2 separate regions of the Homo sapiens genome follow, and region 2 is linked to region 1. Evidence: chromatin loops called from intact Hi-C (ENCODE). Cell type or tissue: lower leg skin. All regions are shown on one strand.

Region 1 (8,000 bases):
CCAATGGCTCCCCATTTCACCTAGGGTACAGTCCATGCACTTCTCCCTGACTTCCAAAGCCCTTCATGATCCAGTCCTTGTCTGTGTCTCTAACTCATTGCTTATACTCTCTCACTTGTTTACTATGATCCAGGCACACTGAGTCATTCCATCTCTCTAATACACCTGCTATCTTCCTGCCTCCATCCATGTTCATGAGTCCTTTTCTCTGCCTGAAATAGTTTACACCCAGACCTTCACGTGGCTGGTGACTTCTTATCATTCAGGTCTCGCCTCAGATGTCATTTCCTCAGACAGCGCTCTTAAGGGAGGCTTTTCTGAGCACAATTTCCCCCCAGGTACTTTCTAGCAAATTATCCTGTTGGAATATTCACAGCTTTTGCTGCTATCCAGAATTACATATTTTAAAATGACATGATTATTATCTGCTTTCTGTACTAGAATGCACAATTCAGGAGGGCATGGTCTTTGCCTAACTTGTTCACTTAATTATATCTCCAGTGCCTAGAATAGTGCCTGGCACATAGTTAACTGTTGAGCAATAAAGACTGGAAGGTGAAGAATGCTCTGTTCTCAAAATGATTCACACCGAGGCCTTTAAGGTCAATGTAGCTGTGTGTAACAAGCAAGATACTTAAATTTCCTTATTTTTACAGTAATAATAATAATGACTAATAGAGTAAGCTTATCAAATTACTGTCAGAATATCAAGTAGGTTAATGCATGCAAAGTGCTTGGCCTTGTGCCAGGCACATAGTAAGTGCTCAATGACAGCTTAAAAAAAAAAAGCAAAGAAATAAAACTAACTTTAAAATTTGATGTCAACTCATAAAACTGATTTCTGAGGCCTCATTTTTTTCTTTACTGTACTAGCTCAGTATTTTTTCTTAGAGAGGAAAAAGGGATTTGGAAAACAAATGTGAGAGAGTAGAAAGACAAAGAGAAATGGCATTGAAAACCAATCTCTTTGCCCTTGTTGCCCTTGGTTTGATCTACCTCCTCTGTTTCACTTTTTTGAAGCAATTCAGGTATGAAGATAGAAGGAGGATCAGGAAGCAGAACACATTAAAATTCCACATTTTATTTACCATATGGCTAACTATGTACTGTTAGTGGAATTCTCCAACTTTATACAGTTTAGTCTACCCGCAATGAGCAATTAGCAAAATTATAAGCAGTAAACTTAAGCTGAAAACCAATAGATGATACATTTGTTAGTTCCAGATTAATGTTTGGCTATTTCTAATACACAGGATTTAAGTTTATCTAAAATTGTAGACAAGCCTTTTTTTTACTCCCAACCAAATAATCTTCCGTTACTTACAAACAATTGCAATTTGGAGCCTCATTGATGGGAAAACAGAAAGGGGAAGAACTAAAGTTCTTACAACTTCAAAATAAACCTGAACAGTTGACCCATGAGAGGATGCAGACTCTGATAGTCAGGTTATCCCTGGTCTCTTGTTCTTTTACTCTTCTTTTCCTAGACATAAACCTGAATAACATTAATCAGGCTAGCAGGAATTTCTATTGCTTTAAGATTATTTCAAACTAAGATGGAAAACTATACAAAATGTTTTCTTCATGTAGTCACAAAAACTGAAAATATCCAAGTTTCAGTCACTGCTTCAATTATCTATTACAACCCTAGCTGGGCCATTGTTGGGAGCGAGGTGAAAGGGCTTTAATTAGAATAGACAGTAGGACAAGATTAGGTGGAAATGTCTGACCTCACAATTTGGAAAAATAAATCTGCTATATAGTTAACCTCAGCACTTCCAGATTTCAGAAACTATAAACAATATGCAGTAGACTTTTCTATTAATTCCTATTTGTCTCTTAACTAAAACGTCAGTTAAATCCTTAGCTTGACATATAGTCAGGAGATCTAGTTTTATCTTAAGATTAGATTTCTCCTCTTGCTTTGTCTACATTCTGGTTCTCTTCTTTCTGTTCCTTGGCCTTTCTGTACCACATTTCCTTTCTTTCCTTTGCTAAGAATGTTTCAGTGGGTTCTTAGGCTGAGTGGAGAGTGGAGTCACATGCCAGGAATTGGATCCCAACTCGGCCACTTCCTTTGTAGATTTTTACCTTTCTCCCTCTAAATGGGATTTAGCTGAAAAGTTCATGGGGGTAAAAGTGAATATTAACTGGATTAAAAAAGGAAGCTGTTTACTAGAGTTACTAGCACATAGGAAGTACCATGAACATTCTGGCTGTTATCATTTCCAGTAGAAGATTTGATTTAGTTTCATCTGCATTTATTCAGATTTTACTTTTATTAACCAGTGTTTTCAACAGCATGCTTGAAGAGGTTGTTCTCCTCATTATATCTTTCCAATGGCCTCTACTAATTGCTTATTGCTCAAGAAACCGTTTCTATGATGGACATTGGAATTTTTTTCTGACCCACAACCATCCCAGTTTATCTTTTAAATAGTACTTAAAGTTTCCTTTTGGGGAGTTCTTTCACCACCTTTTGGCAGAATTTTTCAAATAAGTGCTTTCTTCTCTCCCTCAAGCCCAATTGGGCACTCATGGAATTCTCAGAATTTGATAGAATGACAAATAAATTGAAAATGGTTGGACCTCTTCATTCCAGCCATAGCACCTGGATGAACTTCTCGAGTAACTCCTTCCAGTTTAGACTCTCTAAAAGCTACCTGCCTGTGAGCTTTCCTCTTAGGTCTGGGTGCTCCCCCTATATCCATCCAATGAATTCTTTTTACTCAAGCTGGCCAGAGTAAATTTCTCTTACCCAAAATGGATGAATCCTGTCTGGTAGAGATCTTTTCTCTGTTTGTTAGCGATGCTCCTCTCCAATCTACAAATTCTGTGCCCACTCAAGTGTTTTGCCCTATTGTATTCTATGTGCTACTGGCTACTGGCTAGTTGCCTTTTTGTTTCCTACTGCAGGACTTGGAAATGTATTTCATTCTACTGCATTTCGCATAAAGAATAGTTTCTTGATTAGTATCTGAATTGAAAACAGTTTCTCAGTTGAGGAAAATTATCAAAGCTGTACTAGGCTTGTTTATAATGGCCTGCTATTTCCGCAGCCCCTTCTAAGGGAAGCTGCTGAGGTCCTTGCTCACTAATGAGTAGGTTTGTTATGGGGATGTACCACATGACCACACCATCTGGCTGTTACTTATTGGACCAAGATGTGCATCTACCCCAAGGCAGCAAGTCTAGTTCCAGCAAGGCAGAAACCTATGGCTTGCATAGCCTGGCTCAAAAAAATGGGAAGAAAGCCAATCAGATCCCCCTCTTAGGAATTTAGAATTGGGAAACAGTCCTGCCTAAAGCAGTTAACCTTAGGGACATGTATCAATACGATGTATAAAGAGTTGTTACTGTGTAGAGGGGGTTGAAATAGTCACTCAGAGACATACACAAACTGAAGCTGCAAAGGATCCCTAGAGGAGAGGCAGGCAAATGAAATAGTGTAGCAGAAAAAAATCCCAGAAATTTATGAAGCTGTGATTTCTGTAGAGGAGATAGGGAGACTTTGGTTTCTGATGGCTTTCTTGGTCTAATTCTTGTGAGGCCTTGTTACAGGTAGTTAGGCATAAGTGTGGCAGGAAAGGGTTCTCCCCTCACCCACTAGAAATATCCAGTGATAGTTCGGCAATTATCACATTGCCTATCTGAGAGTGATAATCTAGCAGAGCCAGGGAGTGGCCATTTCCTGCTGGTCCACATCTTTAACACCAAAATGCTAACTGAACACAGACCCCTGGGAGAAGAAACTTTCTGGGCATGCATATTAAGAAACAAAAATGGCGAAGTATGATCTCCTGGGTACACTCCACTGGAAAGAGTAAGAAAGCCTCAGCTGGGCATGTGTATAACTCCCTAAACATGCTGCACGTGCTCACTTCCCAAGGGTAAGGAGGGCTCTGCGCATGTGGGCAGCCCACCCTAAGGGAAGAATCATGGAAAAGAGGTGAGGTTATAAAACCCTTAGGATCAGGGTTAAATGGAGCACTTGACCTTCTCTTTTTAACCTTCATGTGCCTGCTTGGGTCTCTTCCAAGTTCACCTTCCTTTCTTTCCTGTTTTAAGGCCTTTTAAAATAAACTCCCATTCCTGCTCTGGAACTTGCCTTGGTCTCTTTTTCTGCTTTATGCACCTCGGTAGAATTCTTTCTTCTGAGGAGGCAAGGACTGTAAGTTGCTATGGACTTGTAAGGATAGACCGCCTATAACTTGGGGTAACTCGGATCTCTTCCACCGGTAAACGCCTGGCTATATAACATTACTGCTCTCAAATTTGGGGGATCTTTATGTACCTTTAAATATATCCTACCACCTTTTTTCTATGGTTTGTGAAGCCAAATGTTTCTTGATTCAAATAGACATTATACTACTTCCTGTGTGACATCAGTGAATCTATTCTTCTTCAGTAGGAGGCCAGAATTATTTCTGCTAAACCACTCTAGTCATTGTGTCTGAACTACAATAGCGTGAGAAATTTGTTATTTTTTATTAAATTTTTGGTTTTGCGTATGCTGCCCTTCTTCCTAGATTGCATCATCATCTGATTGTCAGATTCTTATACATTCTTTAAACCATATTTCCTCCCCATGTGTTCCATGAAGTTACCCTAGATCATTTGTAAAAGTTGTCCACTCCCTCCCATTGTGTGATTACTACAACTTGTCTATACTAATATTCTTCATTCAGACATCTTATGAATTTCGTTCAGTAAGGACTGTAAAAAGTTTATGAAATTGGGACAGTTGATACTACTAACTTTTAAAATTTTTTAATAAAAAGTAAAGATTGTATATATTGAAGGTGTACAATGTGATGACTTGATATACAAACACATTGTATAATGATTACAACAATCAAATTAATTAAAACATCAATCACCATTCATTCTGTACCTTAGATGCCCAGAATTTGTTCATCTTATAACTGAAAGCTCTTACTGTTTGGCCAACATCTCCATATTTATTCCACCCCCAGAGCCTGGTAACCACCATTCTTATTTCTGCTTCTACAAGTTCAGCTTTTTGAAATTCCACATGTAAATGAGATCATGAGATATTTGTCTTTCTGTGCCTGGCTTATTTAACTTAGCGTAATGTCCTCCAGATTCATTCATGCTGTTTCAAATGGCAGGACTTCCTTCTTTTTAAAGGCTAAATGATATTCCATTGTATATATGTATCACATTTATTTAATCTATTCCTTTGTTAATAGACACTTAGGTTGATTCCATATCTTGGCTATTATAAAAGTGCTGCTATGAAGCATGGCAATACAGATATCTCCTCAACATCCTGATCTCATTTCCTTTTGTTATATTCCCAAAAGTGGAATGGTTATGTCATACTGTAGTTCTATTTTTAATTTTTTGAGGACACTGCATACTGTTTTTCATAATGGTTGTACTAATTTACATTCCTATCAACTTTGTTAAAAGGTTCCCTTTTCTTCTTATCCTTACCAACACTTATCGCTTGCCTTTTTGATAATAGCCATTCTAAGAGGTGTGCAGTGATGTCTCATTGTAGTTTTGATTTGTTTTTCTTTGATGATTCACTTTGTTGAACATTTTTTCACGTATTTGTTGGACATTTGTACATCTTTGGAGAAATGTTTATTCAGGTTTTGCCCATTTTAAAATTGCGTTATTTATCTATTTGCTGTTGAGTTGGGTGCATTCCTTATATACTTTGGATATTAATCCCTTATCTGATATATGGTTTGCAAATAGTTTCTCCCATTCCACAGGTTTCCTTTTCATTTTGTTGGTTGTTTCTTTTGCTGTGCAAAAGCTTTTTAACGCTTTTCCCATTTATCCCTGAGAATACTTGCCAGCAGCACTTATGTCTGCATCATTTACCCCGAGATAACTTTGCCATGAAATATCTGGCTTTTATTACTATTTCACATCTCTCTAGTGTATCGACTTTGGAAACAAAATACATTGTTCTATTTATAGCATTCTGGTTTTAGTAGTGGTATTTCCATTTACAAAATATAGTGAATCTTGATTGCTGAAAATGTCAAATCCTAGAAAATGCAGCATTCCTATACGTTGTTAACATTGTTCTCTAACAGTTGTTGGCAGATTTATTTGATGAATCTGATTTTTCCAAAATAGATGATTCAGATGATTCAGACAATTCCAATGTTAGCTCTGTTTAAAAATAACTCCAAGAACAGTTTTTATATTTTATTTTCACATTGAAAATTAGTCAGATTTGCTTCAACCTCAAAGAGCATGGTTATTTAAAATTAGGTGAGTGCTGGAAGTGAGTTATACCTTTTTTTTAAACAGAAAAAGGATTAATTTTATGTAGTCTTGCTAGTTGATTTTTTTCTTTTGTTGCCTCTGCTTTTGGTGTTATATCAAAAAATCATTGCCAAGATCAATGTCAAGGAGATTTCCCTCTATATTTTCTTCTAACAATTTTGCAGTTTCTGATCTTAAATGTAAGTTTTTTTATCCATTTCAAGTTAGTTTTTGTTTAGGATATAAGAAAATGGTCAAATTTCATTGCTTTGCAGGTGAATAACCAGTTTTCCCGACACCACTGAAGAGACTTTCCTTTCTCCATTGTATATTCTTGGTGCTCTTGTCAGAGATTAGTTGACCATAGAGGCATGGGTTTATTTCTGGACTTTCTCTTCTATTCCATTGGTTTAAATGTTTATTTTTATGCTAATGCCACACTGTCTTGATTACTATAGCTTTGTAATGTAGTTTGAAATAAGGAAGTTTGATGCTTTGTTATTGCTTCTCAAGCTCACTTTGGGTGTTTGGGGTCTTTGGTGATTCCATCAGAATTTCAGAAGTGTTTTTTCTATCTCTGTGAAAAATGCCATTGGCATTTTGATAAGCATTGCATTTAATCTGTAAATTGCTATGGATACTAAGAACTTCTGATTTGTCTTTTTATCCTGGTGTTCATGCCTTGTAAGTGGAAAATAAAATTAGTGAAATTTCTTTCTGAACCTTTGTTTTTCTCATCCTTTCTTCTCTGTTAACTTAAAAATCTTCAATGTATGTGTTCTACACATACTACTATGTGAGGCAGATAGACATTATCTTGTAAAAGAAGAAAACAAAAATCTTAGTTTCTCAAAACTTCTAATTGAAAGTCAAAGAGTATAATGTTGCCCTGTAATAAGGGGCCAGAGATTGTGTTTGAATGGATCCTATCTGTCAAGCCATTAGTGATCTATACCAAGACCCACCATACTATTAGACATTGATACCTATCTATAGTCAGTGCAGTTCACCAACTCTGTGATCCATTCAAGAGTGGCATGGATCAATGTGATGTTTCAAGCTCTTCAATTTTTCCCTTTAAAATAAAAAATCAATTCTAATTTTCAATAAAATTGGAACAGTTGTTTCATTCAGATGTAACTACCCCTACCCTTACTCCTTTTGTAAATGCCAATTCCCTTTGATAAACATTGTCAAAATCTTTTGGAAGTTTCTTAGAATCACACTGTTACAATTGTAGAATGGCTTTTATAAACTTTAGCTACTAAGGCAGCAATTGCATGGTGGTCAGTATTATGGGGTCTGGAGTCATGTTTGGTTTGACTTTAGTTTTTACAGCCTAATAGTTGTTGCTTTGGCTAAGTTGTTTAATTTCCCATATAAATGTATTTAAAATGGTGATAGTGATAGTGCCTATGTGTACAAGTTAGGGTATAGGGTAATCTCTATATAACACAATTTTCAACTACAGTGAATTAAAAATTACAGGAATTATTTCTCACTCACATAATAGTCCAAAACTAGGGAAGTATTTAGAGGAGAAAAGTGGCTCTATGATCCTTATACATTGCTGCAACTTGTGTATTCAAAATGGCTACTTCAGTTTTCATCATGTGCAGGTGGTAGAAAGGAGAAAAAGTTGGGGAAATCCTATGACAATTGTTTTCCAGGAAATACCTGGGAATTGTACACACATGACATCTTCCTCATTTTACAAAAGGTCCCCACTTGCTTTAAGACGGGCTGAG
Region 2 (8,000 bases), 170 kb before region 1:
TTTTTCTGTGAATCATCCAGAATCCATTTGGTATGAATGATAAAGCCAAGTTGCTTATTGGCATGCTCTCAAGGCCAACCGTGGTGGATGGATAAGTTTGGACGATGAAAGATAATAAAGGAGGATGATCCTATGTGAAATTTTGATTCAAAGCATGACAATTCTCACCCCAAATTAATCTATAGTTGCCAGAGCTAACAAAAATGAAGAACAATCAGTTACATTTGCATTACAGATAAACAAGTTTCTTAGTATGTTTCATAGTGTATTTTATCTTAGTATGTTTCATATTGTATAGTATGTTTCATATTGTATTTTATATGTATTGTATTTCATATTGTATTAAATTTGTGTTAATTTTAACACAAAATTAAGTGGAATAAGTAAATAAAAATACAGTGATATTTGAAATGACAGCCAGAAAGTCATAAAATTTACTGATACCTTATGAATTGAGATACTTAGGTTATTCAGAATTTTTTTTTAGAAAACTATATTATATTCTGCTGGGCGCAGTGGCTCACGCCTGTAATCCCAGCACTTTGGGAGGCCGAGGCGGGTGGATCACCTGAGATCAGGAGTTCGAGACCAGTCTGATCAACATGGAGAAACCCCGTCTCTACTAAAAATACAAAATTAGCCAGGCGCAGTGGTGCATGCCTGTAATCCCAGCCACTCGGGAGGCTGAGACAGGAGAATCGCTTGAACCCGGGAGGTGGAGGTTGTGGTGAGCCGAGATTGCGCCATTGCACTCCAGCCTGGGCAACAGAGCAGGACTCTGTCTCAAAAGAAAAAAAAAAAAGAAAACTATATTATATCCTAAAGATGACCCACATTCTCACTTCATTATCTCTACAGAGCTATTGTTTTTCAATGTATGATGTTTCTACACAACCAAATAGAACTTTGAGTCCAGCTTTATCCAAGACCTAACATAGAGTTAATCACATGCAATAGGGATGTTATTCTATTTTTTTTTCAAATAGCAAGGATTCTTGTTTTGTTAACTATGTTAATGGTTCTCAACTCTGGCCATATATTAGAATTACATGGGGAGATTAAGAAAAATAAGATGACAAGAACCTTCACACAGAGTATGATTTATGTTGATCTAGAAGGGGGTCTTTTATAAATTATTCAATCTCCCAATGCCTCAGTTTCTTTACTAGTAAAGTGGGGGATAAAAGTATTTCCTATGTCAGAGCATCACTGTGAGGATTAAATGCTGAATGCGTGTGGTGTTTTAGAAGATGTCTGACTTCTAATAACCCTTCAATAAATGAAAGTCATTATATTATTATATTTTGAAATCATAATAGGGATTCATAGCTCACCAAAAACAAAACTAGAATGTAGACATGGAACAAAGTATGGATAGATGATGGTGGGTGCTAGAACAGGCTTATACCTGCTTGCAAGAGCTGATTATGTGCATCTCTTCCCATGTTTTTAGTAATGTCAGGTTCGAAAATTAGCCATGGTCGCCAGGCACAGTGGCTCACGCCTGGAATCTCCAAACTTTGGGAGGCTGAAGCCGGTGGATCATCTGAGGTCAGGAGTTTGAGACCAGCCTTACCAATGTGGTGAAACCTTATCTCTACTAAAAATACAAAAATTAGCCAGGCGTGGTGGTGAGAGGTGACAGCGCGCTGGCAGTCCTCACAGCCCTCGCTCGCTCTCCGCGCCTCCTCTGCCTGGGCTCCCACTTTGGCGGCACTTGAGGAGCCCTTCAGCCCACCCCTGCACTGTGGGAGCCCCTTTCTGGGCTGGCCAAGGCCAGAGCCGGCTCTCTCAGCTTGCAGGGAGGTGTGGAGGGAGAGGCGCGAGCGGGAACCAGGGCTGCCTGCGGCGCTTGCGGACCAGCTGGAGTTCCGGGTGGGCGTGGGCTTGGCGGGCCCCGCACTCGGAGCAGCCGGCCGGCCCTGCCAGCCCTGGGCAATGAGGGGCTTAGCACCCGGCCCAGCGGCTGCGGAGGGTGTACTGGGTCCCCCCGCAGTGCCAGCCCACCAGCGCTGCGCTCGATTTCTCCCCGGGCCTTAGCTGCCTTCCTGTGGGGCAGGGCTCGGGACCTGCAGCCCGCCATGCCTAAGCCTCCCACCCCCTCCGTGGGCTCCTGTGCGGCCCGAGCCTCCTCCATCCCTGCTCTGAGGCGCCCAGTCCCAGCGACCACCCAAGGGCTGAGGAGTGCAGGCACACGGCGCAGGACTGGCAGGCAGCTCCACCTGCAGGCCCGGTGTGGGATCCACTGGGTGAAGCCAGCTGGGCTCCTGAGTCTTGGAGAACCTTTAAGTCTAGCTCAGGGATTGTAAATACACCAATAGGCATTCTGTCTCTAGCTCAAGGTTTGTAAACACACCAATCAGCACCGTGTGTCTAACTCAGGGTTTGTGAATGCACCAATCGACACTGTATCTAGCTACTCTGGTGGGGCCTTGGAGAACCTTTGTGTAGACACTGTATCTAGCTAATCTGGTAGGGAGGTGGAGAACCTTTGTGTCTAGCTCAGGGATTGTAAACGCACCAATCAGTGCCCTGTCAAAACAGACCACTCGGCTCTACCAATCAGCAGGACGTGGGTGGGGCCGGATAAGAGAATAAAAGCAGTCTGCCCCTAGCCAGCAGTGGCAACCCTTTCGGGTCCCCTTCCACACTGTGGTAGCTTTGTTCTTTCGCTCTTTGCAATAAATCGTGCTACTGCTCACTCTTTGGGTCCACACTGCTTTCATGAGCTGTAACACTCACCGCGAAAGTCTGCAGCTTCGCTCCCGAAGCCAGCGAGACCACGATACCACCAGGAAGAACGAACAACTCCAGATGCGCCACCTTAAGAGCTGTAACACTCACCGCGAAGGCCTGCAGCTTCACTTCTGAGCCAGCGAGACGACGAACCCACCAGAAGGAAGAAACTCCGAACACATCCGAACATCAGAAGGAACAAACTCCAGACGCGCCACCTTAAGAGCTGTAACACTCAACGCGAGGGTCTGCGGCTTCATTCTTGAAGTCAGTGAGACCAGGAACCCACCAATTCCGGACACAGTGACGGGTGCCTGTAATCCCATCTACTTGGGAGGCTGAGACAGGAGAATTGCTTGAACCTGGGAGGCAGAGGTTGCAGCGAGCTGAGATCGTGCCATTGCACTCCAGCTTGGGTGACAGAGCGAGACTCCATCTCAAAAAAAAAAAAAAAAAAGAAAGAAAAGAAAAGAGAATTAGCCGTGGTCAATGTGTTTACAACACAGACATCCCCAGATGTTGGAATTTATTTTTTTAACCCCAGGAAGCCAGTTATTAACATGCACCACCAAAGGAGAGGATAGAGGTAGCTGACAGGGAAGTCTAAGAAGATACTAAAGGTTATTACCTTCACTTACTTCATGTTTTGACCTGGGCTTGGACTCAGCCAGTTGTGACATCTGTCATTCATGGAACAATCGCCTGAGCTTCAGGTCCCAAGAGATAGTGGACAGAAGAGCATGGTGAGGCTTCACTTGGCTTTGAATATAGAATAACCAGGGTGTGATTGAGCTTTAAATTTATCTTTATCCTAAGATTGGGGTAAGTTATTTAATCCTTTTCTCAAAAACCTAAGGGTTTTTTTGAGGATATGCTCAGGTGGCACAGCAAGCCACAAGATAACATGGGCTATCTAACATTATTTCAATTTACATATATATATATATATATATATATACTTGAAATACAGACCAAAGTAAATTAATAAATGATAATACAAGCCCACTGAAGGCCTACTTTAGGTTAGTGTTGGAACTCCCCAGCTACCTGTTCACTGGTCTTTGCTTTTGTTGCGTACTTAGATGGAAATGAACGGAAAATACAAGAGTATCTCCATGCCTCTGCTTCCCCACTGAACAGAGCAGGATGGTTGTCAGAATGAAAGGAAATCATGGATGTGGGCCATGGAGTAGTGGCAGTAGCTCCTGTTTTGTTTTGTTTTGTTTTGTTTTTGAGACGGAGTCTTGCTCTGTCACCTAGGCTGGAGTGCAATGGCCCGATCTCGGCTCACTGCAACCTCCGCCTCCCGGGTTCATGCCATTCTCCTGCTTCAGCCTCCCAAGTAGCTGGGACTACAGGCGCCTGCCACCATGCCCGGCTAATTTTTTGTATTTTTAGTAGAGACGGGGTTTCACCGTGTTAACCAGGATGGTCTCGATCGCCTGACCTCGTGATCCGCCTGCCTCGGCCTCCCAAAGTGCTGGGATTACAGGCGTGAGCCACTGAGCCCGGCTGCTCCTCTGTTTTTAGGAAGGTTTGTTGGGTCAGCTTATGGCTTAGGAGTTTAGCGATTAGTAAGCACCCAACCCAGGGTCTGAACATTGACTCAAGGCCTCAGTAGCCCTAAGTGCTCCCTGAGAACACAAATCCTAATAGACTAAACATGGAAAGAGCCAGAGTCTCATTGCCTGAAAAATTATTTTTGCCGATCTTTACAAAAATCAGCATTTGTTATTGTTCAATTTTGCCTTTATTTGACTTGCTTTAATGAAAGAAACATAGTAAAGATTTTCTACAAATGATTGAAACATTCTTCACTTATGGAATCACATTTATTTATTTATTTATTTATTTATTTATTTATTTATTTATTTTTGAGACGGAGTTTTGCTCTTGTTGCCCAGGCAAGAGTACAATGGTGCAATCTCTGCTCACTGCAACCTCCGCCTCCCAGGTTCAAGCGATTTTCCTGCCTCAGCCTCCCAAGTAGCTGGGATTACAGGCATGTGCCACCATGCCTGGCTAATTTTGTATTTTTAGTAGAGATTGGGTTTCTCCATGTTGGTCAGGCTGGTCCTGAACTCCCGACCTCAGGTGATCCGCCCGCCTCTGCTTCCCAAAGTGCTGGGATTACAAGTGTGAGCCACCGCGCCCAGCCGGAATTACATTTTTTTTTTAAAAGCGTTTTGTATCATTCTGCTAATTCACAGTAGATTGCAAATATGCAACATTGTTATTTCAATTTTTTTCTATGAATCTGAACAAAATCATACGTAAAAAACTTCAATGTGAGTTTTAATTTCTTAATTTTAAAAAACCAAACCACAATTTTACTATTTTTGCAAGAAAGATAAATCACATAAGACTTACCTATACAAATAATTCAACTATAAATTTACCTTTTTACAAATTTTCTTCTTTGGAAGCAGCAGATATGTAAAATCATTACATATTATGTTCATGCTGTATGTACATAAAATGGACTACAGACCCCAAAAGTAAATTCTTTGGAGATTTGGTTCCAAAGAGGGAAAACAAACCCTCTTTGTCTGAGTATGTGAAAGGTACCAAAAAAGAGTGAAAACCAGTTTTCCTCTTTTTTTTTTTTCTTTACTCTTTTGTTTTTGTAGGAGAACCAGCAGTGGAAGAAAAGATCACTTCCTTTGTAGACACTTTATGGGTTTCGGATTCTGTAAACTCTGGCACATAACTTGACCCCAAAGTTAATGAAATCCTGTTAGACTTTCCCTGCCCTCCTTCCTGCTTCCATCCTTCAGATTATCTCACGTTTTAAAAATTCAATTTCTATTTGTATACACGTGATCTTCATGTCATTGGCTTTTTATGCAGACACATTTCACCTACATCCTTTCCTTCCCTCATCTGGCAGCCAGTTGAGCTTCTTCCTGCCTTGAATACCACATTCCCTAGTTCTTCAAGCTCAGTCATTAGCACCCTGTCCCCCTACTAAAATTATGAATGAAAAGCCTTGTTGTTCTTTACAAATAACTCAGGCTGCCTCAGTCAGTCAAATTCGAATGGAAGTGACTGCCAGACAAAGGGGCGGGATGATGGACAGTGCTCACAGCAAGTCATCAATGCCCACAGGAAGTTTTTTAAGCCACAGTATAGGTAGAGAGGCTTGGGCGTTCCCAGAGGACAAGCTTACAGAAGGAGGCTGGGAGGTGGGGGGAGGGGGACTTTCTGTGTCTGTTTGGAACTTAGAAAAAACTTCCATGAAGCTCAGAGATAACAATGTACAGAGTCAGTTTTGCCCTACCAAGAACTTAAAAATCCAGCCGTGGAGACATCTACACCTTGCAGTAATTCTGGTTTGCACCGACACACACAGACAAAAGTGAAGGCACCAACCATTTACTTGGTTTTGAATGCTGAACGGTGCAAGGGTGGCTTACATACTTGGAGCTGCACAACTCCCTGCTGAGAAGTTGCATTGTCTTGGGCCCCTCTTTCACAACAGGGGAAAAGGTAATTGACAGCCCGATTGTTTGGCTGGGACCCCTGCTGTTTTAAAATCCTAGAAGGCCCCAGTCACACGTTGTCAATAATAGCCGTCGGAGGTGAGGAGTGAAGAAGGGCTGTTCAGGAAACAGTTTGAGCCCTTCAAGTGGACAGGCCTCAGTGACTTCTGCACTCTGGCTCCCACAAGCAGCTCATTCAAAAATAACCTTAAAGTAATAAATCAAACTTGTTTCCTGAACTATACAAGGAACAGCTGGTTATTTTTCCTCACTTTTTTTTTCCAAAAGCCAAAAAAAAAAAAAAAAAAAAGAATGAGATTTTACTACAGGAAACCAAGCATGTCAAAATTTGGCAAAGCAATTTGGATGATTTAACAGTTAAACACTTCTCTTTTTAATGTTATGCTTTCATCAGTCTTTTTTATTTAAGCTTTTCAGTTTTGCATTCTGTTTGCTGCAATTAGTGTCCCTTATCTGTTCACTCCCTACTTTTGAAAGGAAAATGAGTTTAGGATCCTGTCTTTAGAGTATTTTGCTGTGTAATTTCTAATGTACTGGTCAAGTAGCTCAACTTATTTTACAGGTAAAATTTGTTTTCTTCCACAGAGTTGAGTTTGGATTTAGATCTACAGCTCCACATATTTGTTTCTCCTGAGACCCATATATTTTGGAGTTCTGATGACAAGGCAGTTTTTCTTTAGTCTATTGATTTAGGAACCCTGACCTAGGAGTGCATATGCTGTAACTGAAGTAGTCTGGTGCTTTAAGTAAGAGCATTTTGCAATTTTTCTGTCTCTTTGGATCTCTGTTTGTGTCTTACTTTGTGTGTCTCTTTCTCTCTTTAAACATGTTGCACTCTAGATTCTGGAAAAAAGCATCTTCTCTTTGACTTTACAAATAATTAAAATAGAGGCATAAATAAACAATGTAAAATAATTTCCTTCTGTGATGATTACTATGTATCTTTATTTTTATAGATGACTAATGTTTTGAACAGAAACCATTTTAAATGACAATTTTTTAAATCAAAGAAATTTTGATCTTAAAAATTGTGCATCTTAGAGATGAGTTTTTCACAACTTGTGGACATCTAAAATTAAGAATGAATGTGTCAGATTTTAATGCACTGTGTCTATTTCAATCAATTTAAATATGATTGAACTGTTAATATTAAAATTAAGTATAAGGTTATGTAAAACATCTCTTTTCACAGGATAGTTTGATCACTATTTAATGAATTAAAAGAAGTGCTGGTCAGTTTAACAGTATATGGAAAATTACAAGTTATACTTTGAGATATTGTCATACATGTATCATAAATTTATTTTTCTCCTTTGACCATCCTTTCATAATAAAATGTTTGTAATGAAACGTATGCTTACAGGAAGATAATACAATTCAATTTACAATGGAATTAGGTCGTGGTAGCCTTCATTTTCTTTTATATTTGCAGTAAACAACCATGCCATAATAGCACAAATAAATCCAGCTTTATGCTATATGGTTAGACTAACACACTTGGTATACTTGCAGTATCTTGGCTGATACAACTGTGAATCCACATGGGTGTGGCTTCTATATAAATGTTTCTTCCATATATGGTTGATATTCATACTGAACCTGTTTTGATACAATTTTTCTTCACTTTCAGCATTTTCAGCTTCAAACATGTGCTACCTGACTAGATGGAATTCCTTGAGAACTGTATTAACATGTTTCAAAGAGTTGAATTAACAGGTTAGTACCATGTCAGAAAAGAGTGTTCCTTGAAAAGTTGCACAG

The links. A loop is a pair of places that touch in the nucleus more often than their neighbours do. Peaks named below come from ENCODE experiments on the same cell type or tissue, not always from the same donor. Only the 100,000 strongest peaks of a DNase experiment are listed, where the experiment ranks them.
Region 2: a loop joins it to region 1, with 6 times the contacts of the local background. A loop is called at or near these places in 2 of 110 quality-filtered maps.

Annotation. Positions count from the first base shown.
Region 1 is chr13:80,524,418-80,532,417 of GRCh38, forward strand. No RefSeq gene overlaps it. Among named protein-coding and RNA genes, the nearest start is that of SPRY2, 190 kb to the left of the region's middle. In lower leg skin, no CTCF peak of the experiment used is centred here; no DNase peak of the experiment used is centred here.
Region 2 is chr13:80,353,732-80,361,731 of GRCh38, forward strand. It overlaps LOC105370276 (a long non-coding RNA gene), which reads left to right and starts at 2,624. Exons shown (of 4, transcript XR_001749939.2): 1 at 2,624-3,479; 2 at 6,825-6,985; 3 at 7,870-7,955. RefSeq lists enhancers at 5,112-5,876, 5,877-6,641. In lower leg skin, no CTCF peak of the experiment used is centred here; no DNase peak of the experiment used is centred here; H3K4me3 peaks cover 310 bases.